Regions from separate parts of the Homo sapiens genome. Here all the other regions are linked to region 3. The links are chromatin contacts, found by Hi-C or POLR2A ChIA-PET in ENCODE. All regions are on one chromosome and are shown on one strand. Each heading gives the region's core, a stretch centred on a gene start or an enhancer-like site at or near the end of the contact. The rest is flanking DNA. Distances are from core to core; before and after follow the strand shown. Region 1 holds the start of TIGD3 (tigger transposable element derived 3). Region 2 holds the start of DPF2 (double PHD fingers 2). Region 3 holds the start of BANF1 (barrier to autointegration nuclear assembly factor 1). Region 4 holds the start of SLC25A45 (solute carrier family 25 member 45).

Region 1 (7,168 bases), core at 4,635-7,134, 650 kb after region 3:
ACCTGAGGTCAGAAGTTTGAGACCAACCTGACCAACATGGTGAAACCCTGTCTCTACTAAAAATACAAAAATTAGCTGGGCATGGTGGCAGACACCTGTAATCCCAGCTACTCAGGAGGCTAAGGCAGGAGAATCACTTGAACCCGAGAGGCGGAGGTTGCAGTGAGCCAAGATCGTGCCACTGCACTCCAGCCTAGGTGACAGAAGGAGACTCCATCTCAAAAATAATAAAATAAAATAAAATAATAAAATAAAATAAAATGAGATACATCAGAACTGGAAAGGTTTCAGAAAAGAACAATTTATATGAATTCAGGGTAGAAAAAATAGACTTCTGTGAGGAAAGGCTAAATGATTTGGGATCTCAGCCTAGAAAATGATAGGCCCGCAGGTGGCTTCATAAGTGTTTGAAAGGGAGTTGTTAGTTCGAGCTGCCAGGTGTGGAGTTGGTCAATTAGGACAACGAAGCAAGCTGAAAGTAACACAAAAGCTTCTTTTCATTCACTAAAACCTACAAGCAAGGGGCAAAAACAGGCCCCAGCTCCCCAGCGTTCCATTTTACAGAGCAGCACGGGACAAGGGTCAGACAGGAACAGTCTCATCGTCAAGGAGTTTCAGAATAAAAAGAATAAAAGCTCCTGCCTTTTTACAGACCTGACCTGAAGTGGGCTGTAGGGAGGCAGGGGAGAAGGGCTGAAATGAGAAGTACTGAGTCAAAGCGGAGAAAGGATAGAATGAGAGGTACTGCGTCAAAGCGGAGAAAGGATGGAATGAGAGGTATTGAGTCGAAGCGGAGAAAGGATCTCAGTCATTGCTCCCAGTAAGGAGGTCTTGGTAAAGGCTGTTGGAAACTGCCTCAGCCCAGGTCTCCAAATGGAGGTGCCCAGCTAGGAATGCAGGTGAGCTTAGGAACAGGGCAGTCTGGGGGCCTGGAGTCCTTGACTGCAACTCTCTCCGGAAACCTGCAATGCACAGGCGATGCACCAAGCTGGGGTGAGAGAGCAGCTTCCCTCCATGAGGACTGCCAGGCAAAAGTCTTGTGACTGCCAATGGTGAAGCCTGAAAGGTCACCCTTAGGATTTTGGCCTGGAGCCCGTATTTTTATTTTATTTATTCCTTTTTCAAGAGGGAGTCTCGCTCTGTCGCCCAGGCTGGAGTGCAGTGGCGCTATCTTGGCTCAGTGCAACCTCCACCTCCCAGTTCAAGCGATTCTCCTGCCTTAGCCTCCTGAGTAGCTGGGACTACAGGCGCTCGCCACCACACCTGGCTAGTTTTTGTATTTTTGATAGAGACGGGGTTTCACTATGTTGGCCAGGCTGGTCTTGAACTCCTGACCTCAGGTGATCCACCCGCCTCGGCCTCTCAAAATGCTGGGATTACAGGCGTGAGCCACCGTGCCCAGACAGTATTTTTATTTTATTTTTTTATTTTTGAGACGGAGTCTCATTCTGTCACCCAGGCTGGAGTGCAGTGGTGCGATCTCCGCTCACTGCAACCTCCGCCTCGTGGGTTCAAGCGATTCTACTGCCTCAGTCTTCCAAGTAGCTGGGATTACAGGTGTGTGCCACCACGCCTGGTTAATTTTTGTATTTTTAGTAGAGACAGAGTTTCATCATGTTGGCCAGGCTGCTCTTGAACTCCTGACCTAAAGTGATCCACCAGCCTCGGCCTCCCAAAGTGCTGGGATTACAGGCATGAGCCACTGTGCCCGGCCTGCAGCTTGTATTTTTACCAGCTAGAGTCTATCTGCGTCCAAAGCCCATATCCTTTCCAGGTAAAACCATTTTCTTTTCTTTTCTTTTTTTTTTTTTTTTGAGTGAGTTTCACTCTTGTTGCCCAAGCTGGAGTGCAGTGGCACCATCCTGGCTCACTGCAACCTCCACCTCCCGGGTTCAAGCGATTCTCCTGCCTCAGCCTCCTGAGAAGCTGGAATTACAGGCATGTGCCACCACGCCCGGCTAGTTTTTATATTTTTAGTAGAAATGGGGTTTCACCATGTTGGCCAGGCAGGTCTTATAAACTCTTGACCTCAGGTCATCCACCCACCTCGGCCTCCCAAAGTGCTGGGATTACAGGCGTGAGCCACCGCGCCCTGCTGGTAAACCATTTTCTTTACATCCTACTCCCAGGATCTGGCTCACGCTTCACCTTCTCTCACCTGGATCAGTCAGAGGCTCTCTGCCTCTAGGTTTCACATCTTTGACACACCCTACACAGACTCCGTTATTCTAGAACCCCAAGAATGACTTGTTCCTGCCTACCTAAAACCCTCTGATGGTGTCCTACCCCTAAGCCTGGTTGGCTAAAGGCCCTTCCTACTCTCCAGGTCTCTCCTTGTACTCTGCCCCTACCTCCGCAAGTATGCTATGCTCTGGCAGAACTGCCTGCCCCCGCCCCCAGCACACTGTGCTCCTTCACTCCAATCAGACTCTGCACACGCTGTCCCTTGGCCTGGGACGCCCTTCAAACTGCAGCTCAAAGCTCACCTCCCCCTGGAGTCTCCCTAGCTCTATGGGGCCAGGCACTTTGCACAGCCGTTATCACAGCCTTAATCACACTCCACTGTCATTGGCTGCAAGGTTCTGTCCAGAAGAGACATCATCTTTGCAACCTTGTTCACATAGGAGGTCTTGCTGAAGTGATGTTGTGAAATAAGCAAATGAAAAAAAAAAAAGAAAGAATGAATGACTATTCCATTCCAATTCCGGCTCCTTTCTGTTTCCCTGACATGTCCGTAGCCTGCCCAACCCCAAACACACACAATCTGAGAGCGAAACTATTGGAGCTGCAGCTTATCTGGGGCAGTAGCTGGGATCTGTCTGTCCTGGAGCTTCCCTCTCAGGAGGGTAGCCCACAAGCAGTGCCCACACCCTGAGAGTCCTTGCTGCTGAATATCTGGAAAAGGAGGATCCCTACTGGTCATGGACAGACAGCTGCACCGCAGTGACCATCAGCAATTAATTTTCCAAATCTGAATGGAAAATGTTTACCCTTCTCCCATGAAAATAACACCCTGGCCTCTTTTCTGATTAAAAACTTTATTTTCAGAAGCAGAACTGTTTTTAACACAAAGTTCAAGGAAGCAGTCTGTCCAAAAAGCCCAAATTCCACCTTTCTAAGTGGCTGCCTCTAGACTAACTCCCTTTCAAAGGCTCTAGAACTTTCAAGCAGGGTCTAGAAACTAAGCATCCTGGATTCCTACCCCCGAAGCCCCATCTTTAGAGCTCTCTTCCTGGGGTTTGGACGACTGCCACTCCAAGCTCAGACTTGGTGTCCCAACTTCTCTCCCTTCTACACCTTTACGACAGTTCTATTTCCACAGGAAAGAGACAGCCCGATCTGCCTTCTGAAGAGGCCGTTTCCATGGGAAACAAGAGAGGAAGGGGCTCTGGCAAGCAGTGAAGGCGCCTTCATAGGCAGCAAAGCCGCTCCACCTCCTCCTCACAGTCGTAGAATTTTTCGAATAGCTCAGGAGAAGTGCTGTTGCATTCAAACCACCTCCTCAAGGTGCCCAGGGCCCGGAGGGCATCAGCTTTGGTGGGCAGGGGCTCAAAGGCACCCTCTCTGTCCCCCTTCTCGTCTTCAGTGCCTATCTCCTCCTTACATACTCCAGACCTTGGCTCCTCACCCTCCAGGTCCACAAAGCGGGAAAACTCCTCCAGGCTCAGCCCGCCGGGGACTGGTGGCATCTCAGAGGTTTTGTGCGAGGACGGGGGCGTTTTGCCGGGAGCCAGCCCTTCTTGAATGAAGCTGCTGAAAATGAGCTGAGGAGGCACCTTGGCCCAGGCGGCAGACGCCACGTGCAGGGCGTCCAGCACGGTGATGCCTGCCCCGGCCTCGGCCAGCGAGGTGCCATCCCTCTCGCTTTGGATGGCAGCCAGTTTGCCCAACAGCCGGTGTCGGTAATGGGCCTTAAAGGCCCGGACCACTGAGCTGGGCAGGGGAGGCGTGGTGCTAGAGGCGGCCAGAGGCAAGAGCTTCACGTGGTAGAGCCCAGGCAGGCCTGCCAGCTCCTCCACCACTCGGGCAGCCAGCAGCAAAGCCACCTGTCGGCCCTGCTGTCCCATGTCCCGGTCAAACTGTGCCAACCACTCTAACCAGGGGATGCCCAGGTCCGGGTGGTAGGAGGCAGGCAGAGCCTCACTGCGGATCCCAAAGAAGCATCTCGGGGCAGCCTGGAGCCCACCCAGCAGTACCCGCCGCTTCTCGGTGCCCCTGCTGTTGGCACACAGCAGCACCTGTACTTGATCACATGCACCAAAGCTGCCGGGCACTGCCCGATACAGCAAGGGCAATTCAGCACAGCCAAACACGTCCTCTGGAGAGAAGTCTTTTAGGGAAAGAGGCAGCTGAGCCTGGGATGTGAGCCCCGGGGGAGGTGGCTCAGGGGGGAATGAAGGCGCAAGAACATGGCGGGCCCCAAAGCCGACGTTGTTTCGGCGTTTCCAGCGGACCAGCCAGCCGATGCTGGGCACGAAGTCCTGGCCCATGATATCGGCCAGCTCCTTGGCTTTGTGGAGCAGCATGGGCCCCGTCACGTCCCAGGCCTTGGCCCGGGCAATGTGGTACCAGCAGAGCAGAGCCTCGTCGATCCCGCTGTACTTGGACTCCCGCTTGCGCTTGCGCTCTCGGTTGGCTGTGCCGCTGCACCAGTCCGCCAGCAGCTTCTCCTTATTCTTGCAGATGCGCGAGATCTGGGGCTGGGAAACCTGGAAGCGCCGGGCCACCTCCGACTGGGACATCTTGGACTCATCCAGGAGTTCCAGCACCTGGATCTTCTCGGCCAGGGACAGGGCGTGAAGCTTCTTCTTGCTGCTCAGCTCCATGGCCTCTCCGGGGCACCTGTGCGGGGAGGAAAGATTGAGCGGGTAGAGTAATCTGAGGCCGGAAGAGCTAGGAAAGGAGCGCAGGAGGGAAAAGAGATTAGATGAGGACTTGCGCAGGCACCGGGTGAGACTGGACCCGCTGAAAGAGGAAGTGGCTAGGCCGAGTGGAAGCCGGCTGGCCCCGTCCCCAGGATGCCAGGGCAGAGCTGGGGAGGGGGCGTCTCTCCACTCAGAAGGACAGGGGAGTCTGGGCTGGGGTCTGGCCTCACTCGGGAAGAAGGATGAAAAGTGCAGGGGACAGCTGCAGAGATAACAAAGGCATACGGACGGGGGAGGGCCTGGGACTGGGGCCGAGGGGGCAGGTGTGGGGCTACGGGGCTGCGGGGGAGGAGCCCCCGGGAGGGAGTGGGAGGCGGCTTGGGCTGGATTCAGATGACGCCGCTGGGGGGTGGGAGGTGGGTGGATGCACACAGAGTTGAGGTGACAGGTGTACAGACGACAAAGGGGACAGAGGGTGTCTGAAGGAGCGAGGCTAATTTGGTGCCGGGTCCTGAGAGGGAGGCTAGGCGACGGTCAGTCCTGAGGGGAGCGAGAGGGCAGGGCCGAGGGCGCAGGTGCACGAGCGACAAAGGGCGGGAGGCCTGAGGAGGCTGCGGGCAGCGGAGGGGCGGGGTGTCCCCGCGGGGAGGGTGGTGGCCTGGGAGGGTCCCAGGGCGCGGGAACGAACGCCCGGACCCAGGCAGGCCGGCAGCCGGACTCCGTGCCCTGGCCGGTCACTCCCCCTCGACCCGGAGTATGTCGGCGGGGCGGCCCCAGGCGCCCGCCCGCCCGGCCTCCCGCTCCGCACCCACCTCAGGCGCTGGTCCCGCGGCTCCAGCCCCTGCCCCCAGCCCGGCTCCCGAGCCCCTGTCCGGGCGGCGACAGCAGAACAGGGGAGGGATGGGCGCCACGACCCCGAGGGCAGAGCGGACCGAGGGCCTGCGCGGACGGCGGGCGGGCGGGCGCGCGCACAGCAGAGTCCCGTGCGCGCCGCCCGCGCCGGGCTCTCTCCCGGCTGCGAAGTCCGCGGTGCGGCCCCTCTGCACCCACCCGCCGCAGCCCCGCCCCGGCCCAAGCAGATTGGTCCTCAGTGGCGCCCCGTCCCTCCCCCGGCTAAGTTTCATTGGACGTTGCGGAAGTGGCGGTTCGTCGAGCCCCTCTGGGGGCGGGGCTTCTAGCGCGGAGGGGCGGGAGGCGGAGCCAGGAACCAGCAGGACTCCCCTGGGCGCCTCCAGCAGCCGCCGACCCCGAGGGCCCGACGAGCCCTGTAGGTGGTGTGGTGACCGCCGAGCTGACTTGGCGTCCCAAAGCCTCCCTGGCCGTGACCCTAGACCGCATCGGCTTCTTCGTCTACCAAGCAGGGCTAACAGCCCTCACGGAATTGTTTTGGGAAAACGATGAAAGGAGAAAATGGATGCAAGCTTTAAGCCACACAAAAGCTGGTTACCATGGACAGCGCTGGCTCGAGTCTGTCGGCCACGGAAACACTGCATGCTTGGGCCAGTAATGATTTAGGACGAGTATTTTATTAGATTTGGTACTTTACAAGATTCAAGTTCTTAAACTCAAGATCTGGCATCGTTCCCTTCCCTGCTAACCTTCAGTCCCGAATTAAACGCAGACGTCTTGACCCGCAGCCCAGCTGCTCTCCAGCCTCGCTGCTCCCTCCGCTCACAGCTCCGCATCCTCTGCCTTCCTCACAGGCTTCCGTCCGCACCCCCGTCCTACCGGCTGACACTGTCCAACTCTCCAAGACCCATCTCAAATCCTACCTCCCGCAAACCCTTCCTAAATTTCCTCACCTAGGCCTGCTACAGCGTTCTTATTTTCCACATTTCTTTTCTGGCTCTCGGACTACTCAGCTGCCAAAGCGCATCCATTGCTGTACTCCCTCTCTGCCTGGCCTACTTCAGTGGAAAAGCATGAGGACGGGCTGCGCTCTGCTCCTCACACAATCCCCAGCCCAGAGCACCCTGCTTATTTATTGAACATAACAGTGCAGGCCGGCCTAGGCTTCCCATAGGCAAGGATGACTTTCAGAATGTTCTAGAAAAAAGGATACTTCAGGGGGCCCATAACTGCTTGATTCAAATCTTTCCTTTAAAAACATAAAAACAACAGTTGGACTTCTAAAACACACACTGAAGACATACGCGCTGCCACGTAAGCTCTCCACATGTTCACTTTGCCTTCAGGGAAACTGTGTGCACATCAACGTGCCCTGGGAAAGGCTGCAGGGCTGCACTGCGGGCAGTTCAGATCCTAGAGCACTTGCTCTGGCCTGGGAGCGCTGCAGGCAACTG
Region 2 (6,855 bases), core at 3,023-5,522, 670 kb after region 3:
CGTTAAAAAATAAAAATAAAAAAGGCCTGGCGCAGTGGCTCACGCCTGTAATCCCAGCACTTTGGGAGACTGAGGTGGACGGATCACCTGAGGTCAGGAGTTCGAGACCAGCCTCAACATGGAGAAACCCTGTCTCTACTAAAAATACAAAATTAGCCGGGCGTGGTGGTACATGACCATAATCCCAGCTACGGGGGAGGCTGAGGCAGAAGAATTGCTTGAACCTGGGAGGCGGAGGTTGCGGTGAGCCGAGATTGCGCCATTGCACTCCAGCCTGGGCAACAAGAGCGAAACTCTGTCTCAAAAAAAATAAAATTAAAAAAAACAAAACAAACAAACAAAAAAACCATCAGCTAGGCTTAGTGATGCATGCCTGTGGTTCCACGTAGCCCCTGGGGCGGATGAGGTAGGGGAATCATTTGAGCCTAGGAAGTTGAGGGTGCAGTAAACCAAGGTTATACCACTGCACTTCAGCCTGGGGGACAGAGGGAGGCTCTGTCTCTTAAAACAAAAAAAAGCAATAACAAAAACTTAAGGCTCCGATACCAAGAAATGTCAAGTTAACATTAACATTGTTCTCTCTCTCTCTCTCTCTCTCTCTCTCTCTCTCTCTCTCTCTATATATATATATATATATATATATATATATTTTTTTTTTTTTTTTTTTTTTTGAGATAGAGTCTTGCTTTGCCGCCCAGGTTAGAATGCAGTGGTGCAATCTCGGCTCACTGCAGCTTCTGCCTACTGCAGCTTCTGCCTCCCGGGTTCCAACGATTCTCTTGCCTCAGGCTCCCGAGTGGCATGCGCCACCACGCCCAGCTAATTTTTGTATTCTTAGTAGAGACAGGGTTTCACCATGTTGGCCAAGCTGGTCTCGAACTCCTGACCTCATGATCCGCCCACCTCGGCCTTCCAAAGTTCTGGGATTACAGGTGTAAGCCACCGCGCCCTGCCTCTAGATTTTGCCTAGAAAGTTTCAAAACCAATCAGCAGCTACAGCTATACTATTATTTTACTTTCCTAGTAAGAACGCTTAAAGACTTTCTCTCTTTTTTTGAGACGGAGTCTCGCTCTGTCGCCTGGGCTGGAGTGCAGTGGTGTGATCTCTCCTGGGTTCAAGCGATTCTTCTGCCTCAGCCTCCTGAGTAGCTGGGACTACAGGTGCACGCCACCATGCCCAGCTAATTTTTGTATTTTTACTAGAGACGGGTTTCACCACCTTGGCCAGGCTGGTCTCAAACTCCTGACCTTGTGATCCGCCCGCCTCAGCCTCCCAAAGTGCTGGGATTACAGGCATGAGCCACCGTGCCCGGCTTCTTTTTTTTTTTTTTTTTTTTTGAGATGGAGTCTTGCTGTTGCCAGGCTGGAGTGCAGTGGTGCGATCTTGGCTCACTGCAACCTCTGCCTCCTGGATTCAAGTGATTCCCTTCCCTCAGCGTCCTGAGTAGCTGGGATTACAGACACACGCCACCATGCCCAGCTAATTTTTGTATTTTTGGTAGAGTGGGGTTTCGCCATGTTGGCCAGGATGGTCTCAATCTCCTGACCTTGTGATCTGCCCGCCTCGGACTCCCAAAGTGCTGGGATTACAGGCATGAGCCACCGCGCCCAACAGCCTCTTTCTTTTTTTTAAGAAAGAGTCTTAAAAGTGTCACTCAGGCTGGAGGGCAGTGGTGTGATATCAGCTCACTTCAACCTCTGCCGCCTGGGTTCAGGCGATTCTTGTGCCTCAGCCTCTCAAGTAGCTGGGACTACAGGTGTGCGCCACCACACCTAACTAATTTTTATAGTTTTAGTAGAGATGAGGTTTCACCATGTTGGCCAGGCTGGTCTCAAACTCCTGACCTCAAGCAATCTGCCTGCCTCAACCTCCCAAAGTGTTGGGATTATAGGCGTAAGCCACTGCACCCAGCCAAGACTTTCATTTCTGACATCACATTCGGAAGGGATAGAAATTTACAAATAAGAAAATTCTTTTCCCAGGACAAGATGCAAGTCATACAAGATGAGGGGCCGGGCGTGGTGGCTCACGCCTATAATCCCAGCACTTTGGGAGGCCGAGGCGGGTGAACTCCTGAGGTCAGGAGTTCAAGACCAGCCTGGCCAACATGGTGAAACCCCATCTCTACTAAAAACACAAAAATTAGCCAGGTGTGGTGGTGGGCACCTGTAATCTCAGCTACCCGGGAGGCTGAAGCAGGAGAATTGCTGGAACCCGGGAGGCGGAGGTTGCAGTGAGCCAAGATCGTGCCACTGCATTCCAGCCCGGGCCGACAACAGTGAGACTCTGTCTAAAAAAATAAAAAAAAAGAAAAGATGAGCTAGTGGTCCTGACCTCAATGTACTCAATGTATAACATCAGCTGTCAGAAGACTAGGCACACTATAATCAAGAGAAGTGCCATATCTCCAAATGAACTGGAAGAATAGAAGCCCCTTCTTAAAGGGATAATTCTGTGGGAGTACGTATTAATTGTGATCTGAGGCCCTGTGCAGCTAGAAATGAGGAGGAGAGAGTTGGTTTCTCATTACTGGCATTCAGGAATTAGTGGCTGGTGATGCTCACAATCTCTACAGTTTTTCAAAGAGAAACAAGATGTCACGCTCTGTTTAAATGGGCAACCCCTCACTTATGACACAACTTGAAAGCACTGGCAACCCTATTTCTCTGAGGAAAATCTTCCAACACGAAGAACCTCACTACGTTTAACTCCCAAAACCTAGGCAAGTCTGATACTCCCCCAGTACAATGAGAATCTTCCTTTTTATTTTTGGAGAAACCTGTGTAAAACATCCCCTTACAATGGGATGAGGGAAGTCAACAAAGACGCAGGGAAACAAAGAAAGAACATCTGAGTCAGGAAGGATAACTGGATAAATGGTAGATCAACAGTGTCATTTCTAAATTGAGAAAAATGTCAGCCTGAAGAAAGAGCTGGGGAAACTGGAGTGGGCAGATCAGAGAGAAAGACAATAGCGTTGGGAGGAGGGGTGGCTGAAAGAGACAGCAGGATAGAGCAGAAAGCAACTTAAAAAAAAAAAAAACAAACCACAAGAGGAGGAAAGGCACTTAGCTTAATGGAAGTGGGAAAGCATTCTCAAAGAAAAGGCTTCAGGCAGGAGGGAGAAGCAACTTACTCTTTAAAAAGGCTCTTAGGAAGAGTGGGGCTCAGGCCACGACAAAGACAGATGAGAAGCTGTGAGTCCCTTAGAAGAGTTACCGAACCTTTACCTCGTCATCCAGTCAAAATGCAAAAACCCTGACTGGACAGCTAGACACCACTCAATTTTCCCACCCTTGCACCAAGCCCAACATACCCATTAAAAGAAGCTCTATTCGCCCACCATGCATTAACCCAATCTAAAACTCATTCTGATTCTTCTGTAGGAATAAATCAAGTCCCAAAGCATCTTTAACTCACAGGAAGCAGTTCATAGGCCAGCGTCCATGGCCCCAACAGCTATTAACTTTAACTTTGCTTGAAATCTGACCAGCACAATGGTATCGTATAATAGGAAGAATGCCCACCTAGATGCCCCTTTAGGCTAAGCTGTCCTGAACGGCTTCGGTCCAGTTGCAGGTTTTTGATGGCTGCTACTGGACGGGGCCAAGGCCCACTCCCCTGAAGTTCCTTCCCTTCTGGATCCGCTCCTCGATAAATTCTTCCCAAGAATATTTGTAGTCTTAGGTACCTGCCACCCAAGATCCTCCCAAACATCACGGGGCTGCCTGGAACTGAAACAGCCAGCCCCGCAGTGCACTCCGCAGGGGCCGCCGAGCCTGTTGCTGCAGCGAACGGGACGGGACGGGGCGGGGTGGGCGGCGGGCCAGCCGTAGGGCCGCCCGGGCCTCGGCCCCGCTCCTCCGGACTGAGGCGTCTCGGGAGAGGACCGGGACGGTGAGTCTCGCGTGCAGGCAGGGCGCCATGCTCTGGAAACCGTCAGCCCCGAGGAACGCTGAGGCCACACAGCCCCGCAGGGATGCCGCCCGTCGGGGCTCCAGTGTGCCCCCACCAGGGCCTCCACAAGTTTCCAAAGAAGCGCAACGTCTTCTCCGGAGTCTCCTGTTGCCCTCCCCACCAGGAGTCGCAACATGGCTTTCCCGGGGATGTCCCTCTCTCCGCCTAGTCCCTTCCCCCACCGCCCCCTACTCCCAGGCCCTTTACAAAACCTGCCGCCCTAGGAGAGAAAGAAACGACCACTCACAGCTTCACTACATTCTCCACCACAGCCGCCATCTTCCCTGTTCCTCTGCCTCGGGCCGAGAAGCCCCACAGTCCGCAGCGCGCAGGCGCCGGGACCGCACCGGGGTACCAGGTTCCTTGCCCTCTGCGCAGGCGCCGTCCGGGCGCGCGCACTAGAGCGAGCACTGAAGAAAGAGCTTTACGCCTGTTCGCGGGGGCCGGGTAGGAAATGCGTGGACCCCACGGGAGCCCGACGCGCAGGCGCAACCGGAGATTGGCATGCATCCCGGAGCTCCGGTTCGAGGCTTGCCTCTAATATTTAGAGGAGCAGGAGCCGGGGCCGGGCGCGGTGGCTCACGCCTGTAATCCCAGCACTTTGGGAGGCCGAGGCGGGCGGATCACGAGGTCAGGACATGGAGACCATCCTGGCTAACACGGTGAAACCCCGTCTCTACTAAAAATACAAAAAATTAGCCGGGTGTGGTGGCGAGCGCCTGTAGTCCCAGCTACTCGGGAGGCTGAGGCAGGAGAATGGCGTGAACCCGGGAGGCGGAGTTTGCAGTGAGCCGAGATCGCGCCACTGCACTCCAGCCTGGGCGACAGAGCGAGACTCCTTCTCAATAAATAAATAAATAAATAAAGGAAAAAAAGAAAAAGAAAAAAGATTAGCTGGGCATGGTGGTGCATGCCTGTAATCCCAGCTACTAGGGAGGCTGAGGTGGGAGGATCACTTGAGCCCAGGAGTTTGAGGCTCCAGTGAGCCACTGGAGCCACATCACTGCACTCCAGCCTGGGCAACAGAGCGAGGCTCCATCTCAAGAAAAAAAAAAAAAAAAAGGAAAAAAAATATATATACATATATATATACACATATATATATACACATATATACATATATATATATACACATATATATACATATGTATATATATACATATGTATATATATATATATATATATAAATATAATCACTAAAGCTGAAAATACACATACCCTATGACCCAGCAAAGTCCACTCCTGGATATACACACAAGAAAGCTGTACAAGAAGCTGAGTGCAATGCCTCATGCCTGTAATCCCAGCTACTTGAGAGGGTGAGGTGGGAGAATCACTTGAGCCCAGGGGTTCAAGACCAGCCTGGGCAACATAGCAAGATCCTGTCTCTTAAAAAAAAAAAACAAAAAAAAACAGGCCAGGAGCATTGGTTCACGCTTGTAATACCAGCACTTTGGGAGGCCACGGTGGGCGGATCACGAGGTCAGGAGATCGAGACCGTCCTGGCTAACATGGTGAAACCCCATCTCTACTAAAAATACAAAAACAAAATTAGCCGGGCATGGTGGCGGACGCCTGTAATCCCAGCTACTGGAGAGGCTGAGGTGGGAGAATGGCGTGAACCTGGGAGGCGGAGTTTGCAGTGAGCCAAGATCGCGCCACTGCACTCCAGCCTGGGTGACAGAGCGAGACTCCGTCTCAAAAAAAAAAAAATAAAGCTGTACAAGAATGTTCGTAACAACATTATTTGTTTATATTTATTTATTTATTTATTTTGAGACGGAGTTTTGCTCTTGTCGCTCCTTAACAAATTCTTCCTTCCAGCCCAGGCTAGAGTGCAGTGGCACTATCTCAGCTCACTGCAACCTCCACCTCCTGGGTTCAAGTGATTCTCCTGCCTCAGCTTTCCGAGTAGCTGGGATTACAGGTGCCCCCAGCTAATTTTTGTATTTTTTGTAGAGACAGAGTTTTACCACGTTGGCCAGGTTGGTCTCGAACTCCTGACCTCATGTGTTCCGCCCGCCTAGGCTTTCAAGTGCTGGGATTACAGGCATGAGCTACCACGCCTGGCCAGCTGATGTAACCTTTTCTTAAACAATCCTAAAAGAACTGAAAGCTATTGATGCTGGGTTCATAAGCTGCCTTTCCAATTATATGCAGCTAGCCTATTTATTATTAGTACTATTTTTAAATTCAAACTTTTAATTGAAATATACATAAAGAGAAGCACATAGATCTTATGTAGCTTGACTAATTTTTTTTTTTTTTTTTTTGAGACGGAGTTTCCCTCTTGTTGCCCAGGCTGGAGTGCAATGGCGTGATCTCGGCTCACTGCAACCTCCGCCTTCCGGGTTCATAGCTTGACTAATTTTTTTCAATTTTTTAATTTTTGTGGGTACATCGTAGGTGTATATATTTATGGGTACACGAGATGGTTTGATGCAGGTATACCATGCAAAATAATTGTAGCTTGATTGATCTTTACAAAATAGACAAACCTGTGTAACCACTACCCAGATGAAGAAAAAGACATCACTAGCACCTCAGTAGCCATCTCATGCTTCTAGCCCTAAAGATTAGTGTGTCTGTGTAACTGTATGTCAATGGAATCATACAATATGTCCTATTTTGAATTTGGCTTCTTTTGTTCAATATTAATTTTTTCCTTTTTTTTTTCAGCCCCCACAATGCTTTGTCTACAGTATTACATTTTTGAGATTTTTTTTTTTTTTAAGACAGGGTCTTACTTTGTCATCCAGGCTGAGTGCAGTCGTGTAATCATGGCTCATTGCAGCTTCGACCTCCCAGGCTTAAGTAATTCTCCCACCTCAGCTTCTCGAGTAGCTGAGACTACAGGCACACCACTACACCCTGACTAATCTTTTTTTTTTTTTTTT
Region 3 (6,793 bases), core at 4,021-6,520:
CAGGGCAGGTTCTTGACATCTCCTTCCCTCTGGGATCAGGCTCTCCAAGGCTTCGATGCTTCCCCCAGAACCCTCTTCCTTGAACCTTCAGTTGGGCAGAGGATATTGCCCTCCCCCCAGGGCTCTGTAGCCCCATATCCTGGAAAGGAGATCTTTCAGCAAGGAAACCTGTAATCCAACAGGGATTAAAGCTCCCCTCTGGGGAGGAGCGCTCCTAAGCGCTGCTGATTCACTGGTTGAATCTTCACAACCCTGTTATCAGCTGGCAGAGGAGGCTGTAGCTCAGGGGAGTGAAGCAACTTGCTCCAGATCGCATGGGGAGCAAAGCCCCAGAATCGGGCCTGGCTGGCTCTTCAAGGCTGCCACCAGTCAAGGTTGGGAGTGACAGGAAAGAGCCCTGGTCCCCACAGGGAGGGGCCAGCCTGGAAAGGGATCAACAGTCACAAGCACCTGCTGGGAGCCTTCCATGCTCAGCAGGCTGCCGGGGGCAGGGCTTGTGGTGGTCCAGGTAGCCTCCCCCTACTTCCTTTCTGGGGGCAGCAGGAGCCCTTCAGCACCCCAGAGTGCATGGGCTGGGTTCACACGAAGTTCTAGGCTGGCTCTGAGCACTCATGACTAGACCAGCTGAGGGGGTCAAGCTCTGGCTGGGTGTGATGGGGGGATGGGGTCAGTATTTGCTGATTTCTGGGCCCACCTATGTCCCAGGCTAGTGGGTGGCCAGGCATGTCCTCTTGGACACCACGGGCTGACACTGAGACAACCTGACTCATACCCCTCACCAGCCAGGTCTGCTTTCTGCGCCAGCATTCCAAGCCGTGGTCCCTTTGTCCTGCTGGCTGAGTCGGGCTGGATCTGAGAGGCCACACTGTCACAAGGTACATTCTAGATGCCCTTTGTCTACTGCTGTCCCAGGACAGAGCCAAGAACTTGTGTGGGATGCAATATGGAGTCCTGATAAAGGGTTTGTGGCCTGCCACCTGGTATATGCACTGCCTGTGCCCCAAGGGAGAGGTGAGAAGGCAGGTTCCAGTCCCTTCTATGGCAAAGCCTGTGGGTGAGCCGGGAAAGGCAGACAACAAGGAAATAAAGCAGACAGCATGAGCCGCAGGCTTCCAGCAGGGTCCCAGTGCCACCAGGCGAGGCCAAACCAGGAGGCCAGCGTGGGCAGGAGCCCAGGGAAGGGCTTCATGGAGGAGGAGTCTCCATGACCTCACAGAGCACCAGCAACAAGCTGGCAGCATCAGGACTGAGGTGTGGTGAGGCCGGAGCCCTGCAAAGCCCCCACCTAAGCACACAAGGCCTGCGACAGCATCATAGCATGAGGGTCAAGGCTGAGGGGACTTAGCCGGGAAGACATCAGAAACAGTCTGAAACTCAAGAGAGAGCCCTCGTGACCACCTCAGCCGGGACTCAGACCAGCAGCCTCCCAGGAAGCGGCTTGAAGCACAAGCTGGGCCCTGCTGCAGTCACCTGGTGTCCCTTTCAAGCTGGGCCACTCGCACTTTCCAGTCCCAGCCTTGCACAGAACTCTCATCCCTACAAATAACAATTTAGTTTCTGACCTTTCACTCAATCGTTCCAGCCTCAGGTCTTTATTTTTGGTTTTCCTGTTATCTTTCTATTGTTGAGATGTAGCGAATACACTGAAAAGGGCGCAGAACATACACTTTTGGTCAATGCCTGTACCACCACCCCATAGGTCAGAAACACAGGTCAGGGTAGGCCAAGCCTACCCTTAAGCCCTTCCACACCCTCCCCCAAAGATAATCCCTGTAGACTTTTTCCTTTACTATTTACCATAATCATTTCCTTTGTTTTCCTTCTAGTTTTACCATCTATGTAGGAATTCCTAAGAATTTGTTTGTCTTCATTTGCTATTGAGATTCGTGTTGTACACAACTATCATTTGTTCATTTTTACCTCCGTCCAGTGTCCGGTGGCATGAGTGCCTATTTATCTACTCTAGTATTGACAGCCGCTAGCGTTGCTCCCAACAATGCAGCTGCAAACTCATCTAGGTCCTGCTGCAGGTGTTCGGGACTTTCTTCAAGGCACAGTCCTGAGAGTGGAACTGCTTGGTCACAGGGCGTGTCAGTTTTACTAAATAACACCCAACTGTCTTCCCAAATTGTTTAGACCAATTTATACTCCCACCAGCTAGGTATCAGTTCCTGTTGCTTCATTATCTCATCAATACTTGGTATTGTCCAACTTAAAAGTGTTTGCCAGTCAGGTGGGTGTTAATGGCATGTGATGTCTTATTACTAGCAATATGGAGCACCTTTCCTGTGCTTATTTACTGGGAGGGAACCCTCTTCTGTGGCCGTCTTAGATCTTTTACCCATTTTTCTGTTGTTTTTTTTTTTTTTTGAGACAAAGTTTCATTCTGGTCACCCTGGCTGGAGTGCAATGGCCGTGATCTCGGCTCACTGCAACCTCTGCCTCCCAAGTTCGATTCTCCTGCCTTAGTCTCCTGAGTAGCTGGGATTATAGGCGTGCACCACCACACCCGGCTAATTTTTGTATTTTTGGTAGAGATGGGGTCTCACCATGTTGGCCAGGCTGGTCTTGAACTCCTGACCTCAGGTGATCCACCCACCTCGGCCTCTGAAAGTGCTGGGATTACAAACGTGAGCCATTGCGCCCAGCCAGTCCGCTTTTTTCTTGATTGCAATTCTGTATGTGCTATGGAAATAGTCCTTTGTTGTTTATACTGCTGCAAATATCCTTTCCCTACAACCACCTCATTTTCCAAGTGGAGAAACTGAGGCTCAGAGAGGCTAAGCCACATGACCAAGGAACACATGGCCGGGTCCCTGGGTTTCCAAGCTAGTTTGAGTTCCAGTCTGGCTACTTCCCAGGAGCAAGTCCATGGGCAAATTAGCCTCTCTGAGCCTCAAATTTCCTCACCTGTAAAGGAGAAAATATTTATTACTGTGAAAGAAAAAAATGTTTGCAAAGATTTTAGCTTCAAGCCTGGTTCATACTAAGTGTTCAAGAAATAATAGGGCTGGCCGGGTATGGTGGCTCACACCTATAGTCACAGCGCTTTGGGAGGCTTAAGGATCGCTTAAGGCCAGCATGGGCAACAGAGCAGGGCCCTGTCCCTATTAAGTTAAAAAGTAAACAAAAAGAACAGGACTAAAATGTACTGAGGTGTACTCCCCTCACATCCTTCCAGCTGTGATGCCTGTGCTCCTTCTCCTCCCTAAGAGATCATGGAAGATGGCAAGCACCCTGCCCACCCTTACAGAGGCCGGGAGAGCAGATGATGACTGGCAGGTGAACTCTCACCCACATCCGGCCCACCCTGTCTGGTACCTCTGACTCCCACTGACTTTTCCACCAGGTGCTGCCTAGCCCAGCTGTTGACTTAACTGACATCTGGAGCACAGTCCATCTGGCTCCCAGGAAAAGATCCACCCACACCCTCTCCCACATCACTCGGGGATTGAGACAAAAGTCACCTGCCTGAGGCCTACATGGCTAGGGTGGCTGCCCTCTGGGAGTGGAAGGGAAGCTGCCAGTTTCGGTCTCTACTGATAAGGAGTGAGGGAAACATGGTCAGTCCCTGAAGGAGAGGCAACTCCCAGCCCACTTGCTTTTCAGTGCACAAAGCCCAGTCATGAAAGCCACTGACTTTATTGATCTAAAAAACTTTACAAGGACAGTGACTGTTCTGCCAAAAAAGGAGCCAAATGGTATCAAACGGATTGAAAGTGAGGGTGGGGGTGAGGGATGGGGCCGGGAATCCATTCAGGAAAGCTGGTAACTGTCACCAGGGAACTGGCAAGGGAAAAAGGACGGGGGAGGCATGCAAGAGCGAGAATCCAAAAAAAAGTTGAAATGGTTAGGGGAGAAAACTCCCAAAAGACCCCGGAGTACGTCGGAGGTGAGTACGACAATAGCAATCTTTTCCTTCGTAGAGGACAGGGGAGGAGTCCCTACTCGGCTGCAAACTCTGGATGAGGGCTGGGGATTGAGAGCTTCCCAGAGAGCATCACAAGAAGGCGTCGCACCACTCTCGAAGGCATCCGAAGCAGTCCCGGGACTGCTTGGCGTTGGCGCCACAAGTGTCTTTCAGCCATTCCCGGAAGAGGTCTTCATCTTTCTTTAGCACCAGAAACTGGCCAAGGACAACATAGGCCTGCAAAACAGGGAAAAGGAAGGAGCGTGCTGCTCAGTGCTCAGTGAGAGATAAGAGCAAGACAGCCATTCCTGTGCCATTCAGAGCACACAAGCCCAGGAAGCAGCGCGGGTTTTGCCCCCCTCTCCTCTCCACCAGGTGCCCAGGCTCTGGCAGCCTCTTCAGATTATACCTTACTGTCCATCCCCCAGCAGATGGAATCACTTCCCTTCCACCCCCCGCTTGCACTAGGTACACGCAGCCACCCCACACCTTGTCAAAACCCCTTTCCTCCAGCTTCTTGCCCAGGACTTCACCAATCCCAGCCAGGCTCCCCACTGGCTTCTCCCCCATGGGCTCTGCCACGAAGTCTCGGTGCTTTTGGGAGGTTGTCATCTTGATCAGGCTTAATCTAGGAATCCCAAAAAAAAGGCAGATTAGGGCTGAAGACCTGGAACTTCTAAGGGCCCACGAGCAATCTCATAGTAAGAGGAAGCCAAGCCAGGGGTTACAGTGGCTTGCTCGATCCCCCTCATCCTGAAAGGAGAAAACAGTTCCAGGGAGACTCTTCCCTACTATTTTTAAGAGGAGTTTCTTCCTGCAGGACCTGGATTTTGATCTTGCCCCAGAGGAAAAACGATCCTGCCTAACAGGTGGCGCAAGCGGGGCAGTGGAAAGATGCCCAGAGTCCGTAGCCAGGGCTGCGCGGAAGCTATCACTCCCTCTGTGACCTTGGCTGAACCAAGACGACACTGCCTGCCTGGAACGGCCACTTGGCGTGGAAAGCTAACCAAAGGGTCTCTCTACCTACAGGGCGAAGCGCACACCTAGCGCTGCGCACACCCGCTCCCCGCCCGCGGGGTTCACGCCGCGCCCCAGCTCCGCCCCCACCGCGCGCCGCTGCGGCCCGCCCCTTCCCGCGGCCCGGCTCCCACGCGCTGCACCCCGCCCCCTCCCCGCAGCGCGGCCAAGCTCTCCCCCAGGGCCCGCCACAGCGCCTGCGACCCCTCTCCTCCCCTTCTCCCCGCAACCCCTCTGGCCTCCAATCAGGGCCCTGCTCCGCGGCTGGCGCTCACCCGCAACTTCAGTTCCCGTAACGGTTCCTCCCGCCACCCGGCCGCTCCTGCGGATACCTCAAGCCACTAGAACTTTCTTCCACTTCCGCTTCCGGGTCGCTTCAAGAGCCGCCTTTAAAAAAGAAACATTCCACGTTGGGCACTTCTAGCCAGTTAGAGCTATAGAGTTGAGGCGCCCCGGACCTCGACGGCGTCCTTAGTAGGCGCTCCTTTCCGGTCCTTCGCGGGAAGCCCTGCCTTCTAAGGTCTCGCTTCTCGCGCAGTTCTGAGGGAGATAGGCCTCCAGGGAGAGGACTTCCTTTCTCTGCTGCCCGGACCCGGAACTCAAGGACTTAGGCTTGACGGACCTGGCGTGGGGAAGAGTTAGAAGACGGACAAGGGAGGGGACGGGAGGCCTCCGAGACAGCGCCGGAAGTACGGTTTTCGGAGGGATCAGACTCAGACTCACGTCGCACTCCTCGCAGTTGGACTGGTGGGAACTGGGAACACTGGAGACCTGATTTCTAACTGACGCTACCGTCGCGGCCGCCGGCAAGTTCCTTTACTGTGTTTTCTTGGTTCAGCCTTGAAGTGAGTCGTGGACGATCCTCTCTCAGCGTCCAGCCTAGACGGCGGTGTTGCTCCGGCAGCGTTCCTGGGAGCCGAGGGCCAGAGACTAAGTGTGGGTGTTTCTCTGAGGGTCTTTTCTCCGGGATAGACAGGGAGGAGGAAGGAGGACAGCAACTAGAGACGACAGTGTTTCTTTCGGAAACCATCAGTCTTAAGGGTACTGGCCTTCGTCTTCTAAGTACGCAAGTCAGAAATATGCAAATGTCGCAGACAAGCCTGCTCACCTCAACCTTTAATTAACTAGTTCCTGGCTTGAACCATCACGGTGGCCACCTAGTTTGTCTCCGGCTGTAGTGTGTTGCCAGACTGAACTTCTCTGTTGTGTGACTATGCTAGACTTGGGGTGTACAAGCGTGTTGAGAAAGATACGGTTTATTTCAAACTCCTTCCAGAGAGGTTGCCAGGATGACTTCTCTGGAGCATGCGTATAGTTTTATATTACACTAGTACTTAAGATTATAGGAGTTACTTTTTTTTTTTTTTTTTTTTTGAGACGGAGTCTTGCTCTGTCGCCCAGGCTGGAGTGCAGTGGCGCGATCTCGGCTCACTGCAAGCTCCGCCTCCCGGGTTCACGCCATTCTCCTGCCTCAGCCTCCCGGGTAGCTGGGACTACAGGCGCTCGTCATCACGCCCGGCTAATTTTTTGTATTTTTGTAGAGAGAGGGTTTCACCGTATTAGCCAGGATGGTCTCGATCTCCTGACATCGTGATCCGCCCACCTCGGCCTCCCAAAGTGCTGGGATTACAGGCGTGAGCCACCGCGCCCGGCCGGAGTTACTTTTACATGACATGCATTGTATTGTCCCATTCTGTTGTAGCAGGACGAGTCGCAGACAGAACTCCTCAGACACCAGATTAAAGAAGGAAGAGGTTTTTTTATTCGGCCGGGAGCGTCGGCAGACTCGTGTCTTAAGAGCCGAGCTCCCCGAAAAAGAAATTCCTAGCCCTTTTAAGGGCTTACAACTCTAAGGGGTCTACGTGA
Region 4 (6,994 bases), core at 3,393-5,892, 620 kb after region 3:
GTGACAGAGCCTCTGACTTCTGTGAGTTTTCCACATCTGAATGTACCTTATTATTTCTTAGTCGATACATAAATTATCTTTAATGAAAAAGAAGACAAGCCAGAGCTACTTCTCCAGGGCTGGGGTCCCAGGAGGGTGTGGAAGAGGAGATGCGGGTGGGACCCACCTCGGGCTCCCACGGAGGACACGCTGCTTCGGTGGGATCGCTCAGCGGGGCCGGGCTGCCCGGCACTGCCTTCTGTCCCGTCCATCTGCAAAGGCAAAGAGAAACAGCAGTTACCGGGAGCCAGGGATGGGGGGCTGGAGGTCTCCTCAAGCTCTCGGTGAGTACGGTAAGGGATCCCAGGCTGGGTCCGCAAGGTTGAGCGGCGCTGCCTGGAGGGGCCAAGAGTGCAGACCGGGCGCTGGTGGGAGGGGTGCGGGTTGCTACGGTCAAGAACCGGGGGTCGACCTGGATGCCCAGGCAGGGCAAGGCGCACGCCCAGCCGGGGACGGAGGCCCGGGCCAGACGTCGCTGTGCTCTCACCTCGCAGGGTCGCAGAGCCCGCCACCTGAGAGGCAAGGCTCCTGCCTGGAATCCTGCCCCGCCGCCAAGCCCGCCACCGCCCGCACTCGGGCTCCCGCTAAGGACGCAGCTGACCGGGAAGCGACGCGGAAGCCACGGCGGGAGGAAGCGCGGCGCCCGAGGCCCCGCCCCCTTCGACCCGGGGGAGCCAATGGGAGCCCAGGGCCGCCCCGCGCGGCCCGCGCATGCCCGGACGCCAGCCTCGCGTGTCTCATCACGCCCGTGGGGTGGCCGCGTCACGTACCAGCCCCGCCACCACCAGAGTGACCCAGAGCGAGTTTCCCTTCACAAAGGCCCCGACTGTTGGCCTGTAAGAGGGTTTGGCGAAGATTCGAGAATCAGGCTAGGGGCGTTGGCCTGCCCACGCTGGGTCTTCGGGCTAGTTCCCTGCCTGTGAAATGGACACTTCCTGGCACGTGCCAGGGATCCATGCGGCGCTGGCAGCGGCCTGTACCGTGGCGCTCTCGGCAGTGGTCAGGAGAATGAGTCCTGGCCCAGACTCATCCTGGACAAGTCCCTTCTCCTCTGGGCCTCAGTTTTCCTCATCTGTAAAATGAGGTGGTTGAACTGAATGACCCCCAAGGACTATCCCTACTCTCTAAATGATTATTAATATATGTCTATGTCGGCCGGGCGCGGTGGCTCACGCCTGTAATCCCAGCACTTTGGGAGGCCGAGGCGGGCGGATCACGAGGTCAGGAGATCCAGACCATCCTGGCTAACACGATGAAACCCCGTCTCTACTAAAAATACAAAAAATTAGCCGGGCGAGGTGGCGGGCGCCTGTAGTCCCAGCTACGCGGGAAGGCTGAGGCAGGAGAATGGTGTGAACCCCAGGGGGCGGAGCCTGCAGTGAGCCGAGATCACACCACTGCACTCTAGCCTGGGCGACGGCGAGACTCCGTCTGAAAAAAAAAAAAAATTTATATATATATGTCTAAATCAGAAAACCAGGACAGACACTCTGTTTTTCCAGGGAGCAGTGACATGAGCCCTTACTATCTTACACAACAGCCTGGGAGACCTTGAGGTTTTCCCAGGCTGGGAGGAGACTTGGGGCCCCAAAGAGGCAGGTGTGAAACCACCTACCCTCAGGGCCATGTCACTGACATGTCCTGGTAATGCAACATGTGTGCATCTGAGATGTGGAACTCAGGGAGAAAAATAAGTCCATGGGGCACCTTCTGGGGCCAGAGGAACCAGAAGTTGTCCCAAGTGACAGCAGTGGGCTTGGTGATCAGGAACAGAGGGCAGTGGGTTCACTTTGCCCTGGTTCCCTGGGATTGGAAAGCAGCTCTAGCTCCTGACCCAGTCCAGCCTTCTTTGGTATGTGAACCAGCTCTGCCTGCCCTCCTATGATCCACACTGCCCCACAGCTGAGCCCATGACATCACATTTGCCTTGCCAATGTGACTTAAGGACTTGAGGAAGCTCAGATGTGGGCTGCAGGGAAGGGTGTCCAGTGGGGGCAGGCATCTCCTTCCTGGTTCTCAGCTCTGGGACCCTCAGACCAGGACACACTGTATCTCCATGGCCTCTTGACCCAGCTGGAGTGAAGCAGGAGCAGAAGAGTTCAGTGTTGTTTTGAATGCTTACTGGATGCGGGGCTTGTGCTAGGTCAGGGGATGGAGACTGAGGGGAGACGTGGCCCTGCCCTCAGAAAGTGTCTGTTGTGGTTTAATTGGTGAGTTAAGGAAGAGGGGAAAGAGAAAGAAGCCCAGGAGAACAGCACATTTAAAACCACAGCACTTTGGGAGGCCGAGGCAGGAGGATCGCCTGAGGCCAGGAGTTCAAGACCAGCCTGGGGAACATAGTGAGACGCCATCTGTAAAAAACCCAAAAATTAGCCAGGTGTGGTGGCACACATCTGTGGTCCTAGCCATTCAGGAGCCTGAGGTGGGAGGATCGCTGGAGCCCAGGAGTGTGAGCTCACAGTGAGCTCTGATAGCGCCATCCTGCCACTGTATTCCAGCCTGGACAACAGTGAGACTCTGTCTCCAAAAAAATAAATAAAACCACAGAAGATGACAGCATTGCCTTAAGAACTATGAAATGCTACAGGCAGGAAAAGTCTCTGCTCACTTGCTGTGTGTGGGGCACTGGGCCAGGCCCTTTCCCCTGTTTCCTGTGTCATTCTCATGCGTCCTGAGAGTGGAAATAAGTATTAGCAGTTGCCATTTACGTGCCAGCCACTTTTTAAAGTGCTTTAATCCTTAGAACTCACTAAGAGGTGAGTATCACATCTCTGTTTTATGTCAAAGACTGACACCTGGGAGTGTCTGCGGTGGTGGTGGGGAGGCTAGAACCCGGGTCTAGTCAAGGAGGGGCACTGGGAGAGAGTCCGGGAGGCTGATGGTGGGGAAGGAAAGGCATTCCAGGTAGTGGGAACTGCACGAGCATGGTTAGGACCCCAGGAAAGACCCCCGCTGTGTGAGAGCATAGCAGGTGGGTGGCACCATGGGGGAGGCCTTGAACCCCAGGATGACAGATATGGGGCAGGCGTGTTAGACAGTAAGAACATTTTGGAGGTTGTGAGCTAGAGATTCACAAGATGACGCCATGCTTAGGTGGGCTTCCCTTCAGCAAGGCTGTAGGGAAGTGGGAATGAGGGTCTTTCTCAAACTGGGGTGAGGCGGTGAGATTGGAAAAGAGAATGAGACCCATTCTGAAGTGAGGGAGGAGGCGGCCTCCAGCCTTTAGAGCTGAGAGGCTTAGACATCAATTAGCCCGACTGCTGTCCTACTTTGGCAAACAATAATAGACCCCAAGGCCCACAGAAGAGGTTGCTCAACATCACTGAGAGAGATAATGTAACCGCCCATTGGGTTCACCTTACCCTCTGCCTAGACAGAGCCAATTTGTCAAGACAGGGGAATTGCAATAAGGAGAGTTTAATTCATGCAGAGCTGGCTGTACGAGAGACAGGAGGGTTTTTTTTTTGTTTGTTTGTTTGTTTTTTTTTTTTGAGACGGAGTCTCGCTCTGTTGCCCAGGCTGGAGTATAGTGGCATGATCTTGGCTCACTGCAACAGCTGCCTCTCGGGTTCAAGCGATTCTCCTGCCTCAGCATCCCAAGTAGCTGGGACTACAGGCGCCCGTCATCACACCCGGCTAATTTTTGTATTTTTGGTAGAGATGGGGTTTCACTATGTTGGTCAGGCTGGTCTCGAACTCCTGACCTCAGGTGGTCCTTCCGCCTCGGCCTCCCAAAGTGCTGGGATTACAGGCGTGAGCCACTGCGCCTGGCCTGTATCAGTTATAGTTTTTGCAAAGGCAGTTTCAGGAATAAGAAGCAGAACCAGGACTGCAGCCCAAGCCACCACGAGAGGCCAGTCTTTGGGGATGGTCTTTTAGGATGATCTTTGGGGGTGGCCCAAGGAGCCCCAGGCAGCTCCAGAGGCAGGAGGTAGGAGGTCCTGTTTCCCGAATCTGTCCACCCGGGAGAAAGCAGCAGGGGTGGGTGGGTTCTGCCTTGGCCACAGTGAGAGGAGAAGGGAGAGAAGGACTGGGCCTTGGGCGTCCCCCATGGGAGACTAGGAGCTGCGGGGAGATCTGGAGGGGAGGGTGCAGGTGTCACTGGGCCTTGATGTTTCCCAGGGCCGTTTGGTGATGGGAAGAGGGAACTGGAGCCCCAGGCTGCCGCTGATGCTGCTGGCTGACATTTCCGTTCATTCAGTCACTCAGGATTTATTGAGAGCCCACCCTGTGCCACCCGCTGTGCACAGAACACCCAGAGATCCCTGTCCAGACAGACAAGTTCTTCCCATCGTATGTTGGCGTGATAACTGTGATGGAGAAAGAGAGGAAGAGCCAGCAGTGCCTCCGGCTGGGGAGGCGGGGCAGACCTCACCCAGGTGGTGACATTTGAGCCCCAGCTGGAGGGGTGCCAGGGCAAGAGTGCCCAGGAAGAGGGAAGAGCCAGTCCACAGGCCTGGAGACAGAAGGCTGACTGAAGAAGAGTCTGGAGGCTCGGGTGGCTGCAGCAGAGAAAGCAAGGGGGTGGGTGGCAGGACGTGAGGTCAGAGGAGAATGGGCGGCACCCTGTGGCTCACAGATCCTTGAAAGGGTTTTGGTTTTGACTGAGCAGAATGGTGCCATTGCAGATCAACACGCACTTTAAATAATCAAAACCCCTATCTTTCCCCTGGGAAGGAGGAAGCCGAGGAAGGCTGTGTTTCTGACTCACACGGGGGAGTCGGGGGAGTCGTAAACAACCCTGAAGAGAACAGCCAGGCCTGGTGAGTCACTCCTGGGAGTGGCTCCTCCCCACCCTGCCACGCAGCGGCAAATGCGGGCTGGGCCTACCCCCTGGTGGCCACGCTACCTCCGCACCCGGCCTCTCTCTGTGGCATGGGGGCGGCCATGCCCCTTGGTGGAGATGAATGGGAGTGGAGCTGGGCTGGCTGGGCAGGCAGGGGCTTGCCTCTTGCTGACTAAGGCAGCCCTGGAGGGGCCCGACCATGGGGCAGGAACCCAGTTGCCATCCTCAGAGCGAGGATCATTGGCCGGGCTCGGGGATCAGGGCCTCTGTGGTCCCGGCACGCCTGGCCCGTGAGACTGTACTCTGCACGACTCCTCCAGGTGGCCAGGGTCACCGGAACTGGCTCGCTCTCCTCTGCCAGTTGCCGGAGGTCTGGGCACCAGGCCAATTCTCACCTTCCCGCCAGGGTTAAACATTAGTGGGAGGTTATCAGCGTGGGCCAGGGGAGGGAGAGGGGGGAATTCAACTCTGTCTCCTCTGCTGGAGCCACCAGTTCCCGCAAGCCCAGACAATGCCGGTGGAGGAATTTGTGGCTGGCTGGATCTCTGGTGAGACATTTTTCTTCCTTCTGTCACATCACACCCAATGGTAGGTCACTTCCTCGGGAAGATGGGTGACATGGGAGGAGCAGAGACCAAAGTCTGAGTTCCGGCCTGGCGGGAGGATCACTTGAGCCCAGGAGTTTGAGACCAGTCTGGGCAACATAGGGAGGCCCCTGTCTCTACAAAAAAATCAAAATAATTAGCTGGGCATGGTGGCTCACACCTGTAGTCCCAGCTACTTAGGAGGATTGCTTGAGCTCAGGAGTTCAAGGCTGCAGTGAGCTATGACTGCACCACTGCACTCCAGCCTGGGTGACAGAATGAGACCCTGCCACAAAAAAAAAAAAAAAAAAAAAAAAAGAATCAGGGCATGGTGGCTCACACCTGTAATCCCAGCACTTTGCGAGGCTGAGGTAGGAGGATCACTTGGGGCCAGGAGTTTGAGACCAGCCTGGGCAACATAGGAAGACCCTGTCTTTATAAGAAATGAGAGGCTGGGCGCGGTGGCTCATGCCTGTAAGCCCAGCACTTTGGGAGGCTGAGGTAGGTGGATCATGAGGTCAAGATTTCGAGACCAGGCTGGCCAACATGGTGAAACCCCGTCTCTACTAAAAATACAAAAATTAGCCAGGCGCGGTGGCGCACGCCTGTGGTCCCAACTACTCCAGAGGCTGAGGTGGAAGGAGCCCTTAAGCTCAGGAGGTTGAAGCTGCAATGAGCCATGATCATGCCACTGCACTCCAGCCTGGACAACACCAGCAAGACCCTGTGTCAAAAAAAAAAAGTCTGGGTTCCGTGGAGCACCCCAGAGCCAGCTGTCCCCAGTCCTCTGGGGAGTGGCCGATGGGAAGAAGAGAGGAAGGCACAGGTGGGAGGGTGCTGCCTCTGCCTTCCAAGGCCACTCTGCCTGACACCTGCAGAGGGCGGGAGAGCCAGGTGAGCACCCTATACCTTGAGCCCTGCTCTCCAGGCCCACCCTGTTGGGCTTACAAAGGAAGTTCACCTTTGACCTCACCTGCTGTCCTGAGTCCCCTCTGGGCCTCTGCCCCACCTGGCTGTGGGCCGCAGTCCCGGGCCCTGAGGCCTGTTGTGCTGTGGTCCCAGCCCAGCTTCTGGGTGGCATTCCTCTTAGGAGAAAGAGAGGGACGTTCTGAACCTGCCTCCTGGGGGTGCGACCTCCCCCAAACTCCAGAACCAGCCTCTGCTGTGGAGGGCAGGGCTAGGCAGTGGGCAGGTGGAGGGGAGGGGAGAAGCTCCTCTGCAGGTGCCCAGGCATGACCCCCATCAGGGCCCTGCAGTTCTGCGTGGCCAGCTGGCAGCAGGGCCTGCTCTGGATCCCGGCGACGACATTATGAGTTGAAGAAAGAAGAGTAAAGCTCTCGGAGAGGTGGGAACCTGGGTGATTCTCCCAGAGTCCCGCGGCTCATAGGCGGTGGGATACCCGGGTATGGGCTCCAGCGAGGACACGTACGTCTTTGGCTGGCTCTTCCCTCTTGGGTGTGCATCCTCAGGTGGGGCCTGGGGTCTTAGTCCCTTGTCCCAGTGCCTTCCTGGCCCAGTGCCTGTGTGGAGGGGGTGGCAGGGGCAGCTGGAGTCTCTAGAGCTTGGCAGGAAGGTGGCTGCATGT

What was found. Hi-C counts contacts between places; a loop is a spot of excess contacts on that map. ChIA-PET counts read pairs that join two places held with the same protein, here RNA polymerase II (POLR2A). Pooled maps may share reads with other maps.
Region 1: a pooled map shows a loop between it and region 3 (6-fold over the local background). The contact joins the promoter of TIGD3 here to the promoter of BANF1 in region 3. A Hi-C loop is called at or near these places in 4 of 50 pooled maps.
Region 2: a map of CD8-positive, alpha-beta T cell shows a loop between it and region 3 (5-fold over the local background). The contact joins the promoter of DPF2 here to the promoter of BANF1 in region 3. A Hi-C loop is called at or near these places in 1 of 168 maps with a recorded cell type or tissue (CD8-positive, alpha-beta T cell), 1 of 37 single-sample maps with no recorded cell type and 1 of 50 pooled maps.
Region 4: a pooled map shows a loop between it and region 3 (4-fold over the local background). The contact joins the promoter of SLC25A45 here to the promoter of BANF1 in region 3. A Hi-C loop is called at or near these places in 5 of 50 pooled maps. POLR2A ChIA-PET finds 5 or more read pairs at or near these places in 2 of 52 experiments (A673 and Panc1).

Annotation. Positions count from the first base shown.
Region 1 is chr11:65,353,467-65,360,634 of GRCh38, reverse strand. It overlaps TIGD3 (tigger transposable element derived 3), which reads right to left and starts at 5,884. Exons shown (of 2, transcript NM_145719.3): 1 at 5,678-5,884; 2 at 3,022-4,842. The coding sequence starts at 4,826. The coding sequence ends at 3,411. It overlaps DPF2 (double PHD fingers 2), which reads right to left. Exons shown (of 11, transcript NM_006268.5): 11 at 6,373-7,168. RefSeq lists silencers at 5,177-5,366, 5,427-5,596, 5,607-5,666, 5,687-6,006, 6,097-6,156.
Region 2 is chr11:65,331,269-65,338,123 of GRCh38, reverse strand. DPF2 (double PHD fingers 2) reads right to left here and starts at 4,272. Exons shown (of 11, transcript NM_006268.5): 1 at 4,206-4,272. The coding sequence starts at 4,237. RefSeq lists enhancers at 682-1,182, 3,971-4,020 and a silencer at 3,831-3,920.
Region 3 is chr11:66,000,980-66,007,772 of GRCh38, reverse strand. BANF1 (barrier to autointegration nuclear assembly factor 1) reads right to left here and starts at 5,270. Exons shown (of 3, transcript NM_003860.4): 1 at 5,203-5,270; 2 at 4,400-4,538; 3 at 3,624-4,147. The coding sequence starts at 4,522. The coding sequence ends at 4,001. It overlaps EIF1AD (eukaryotic translation initiation factor 1A domain containing), which reads left to right and starts at 5,616. Exons shown (of 6, transcript NM_001242481.2): 1 at 5,616-5,863. RefSeq lists silencers at 121-415, 4,909-5,248 and enhancers at 3,735-4,541, 5,549-5,918.
Region 4 is chr11:65,380,294-65,387,287 of GRCh38, reverse strand. SLC25A45 (solute carrier family 25 member 45) reads left to right here and starts at 4,642. Exons shown (of 7, transcript NM_182556.4): 1 at 4,642-4,802; 2 at 5,319-5,373. The coding sequence starts at 5,337. It overlaps FRMD8 (FERM domain containing 8), which reads right to left and starts at 651. Exons shown (of 11, transcript NM_031904.5): 1 at 527-651; 2 at 167-251. The coding sequence starts at 251. RefSeq lists silencers at 265-844, 3,216-3,510 and enhancers at 3,422-3,948, 4,277-4,476, 4,487-4,796, 4,696-4,990, 4,477-5,004 and 5 more.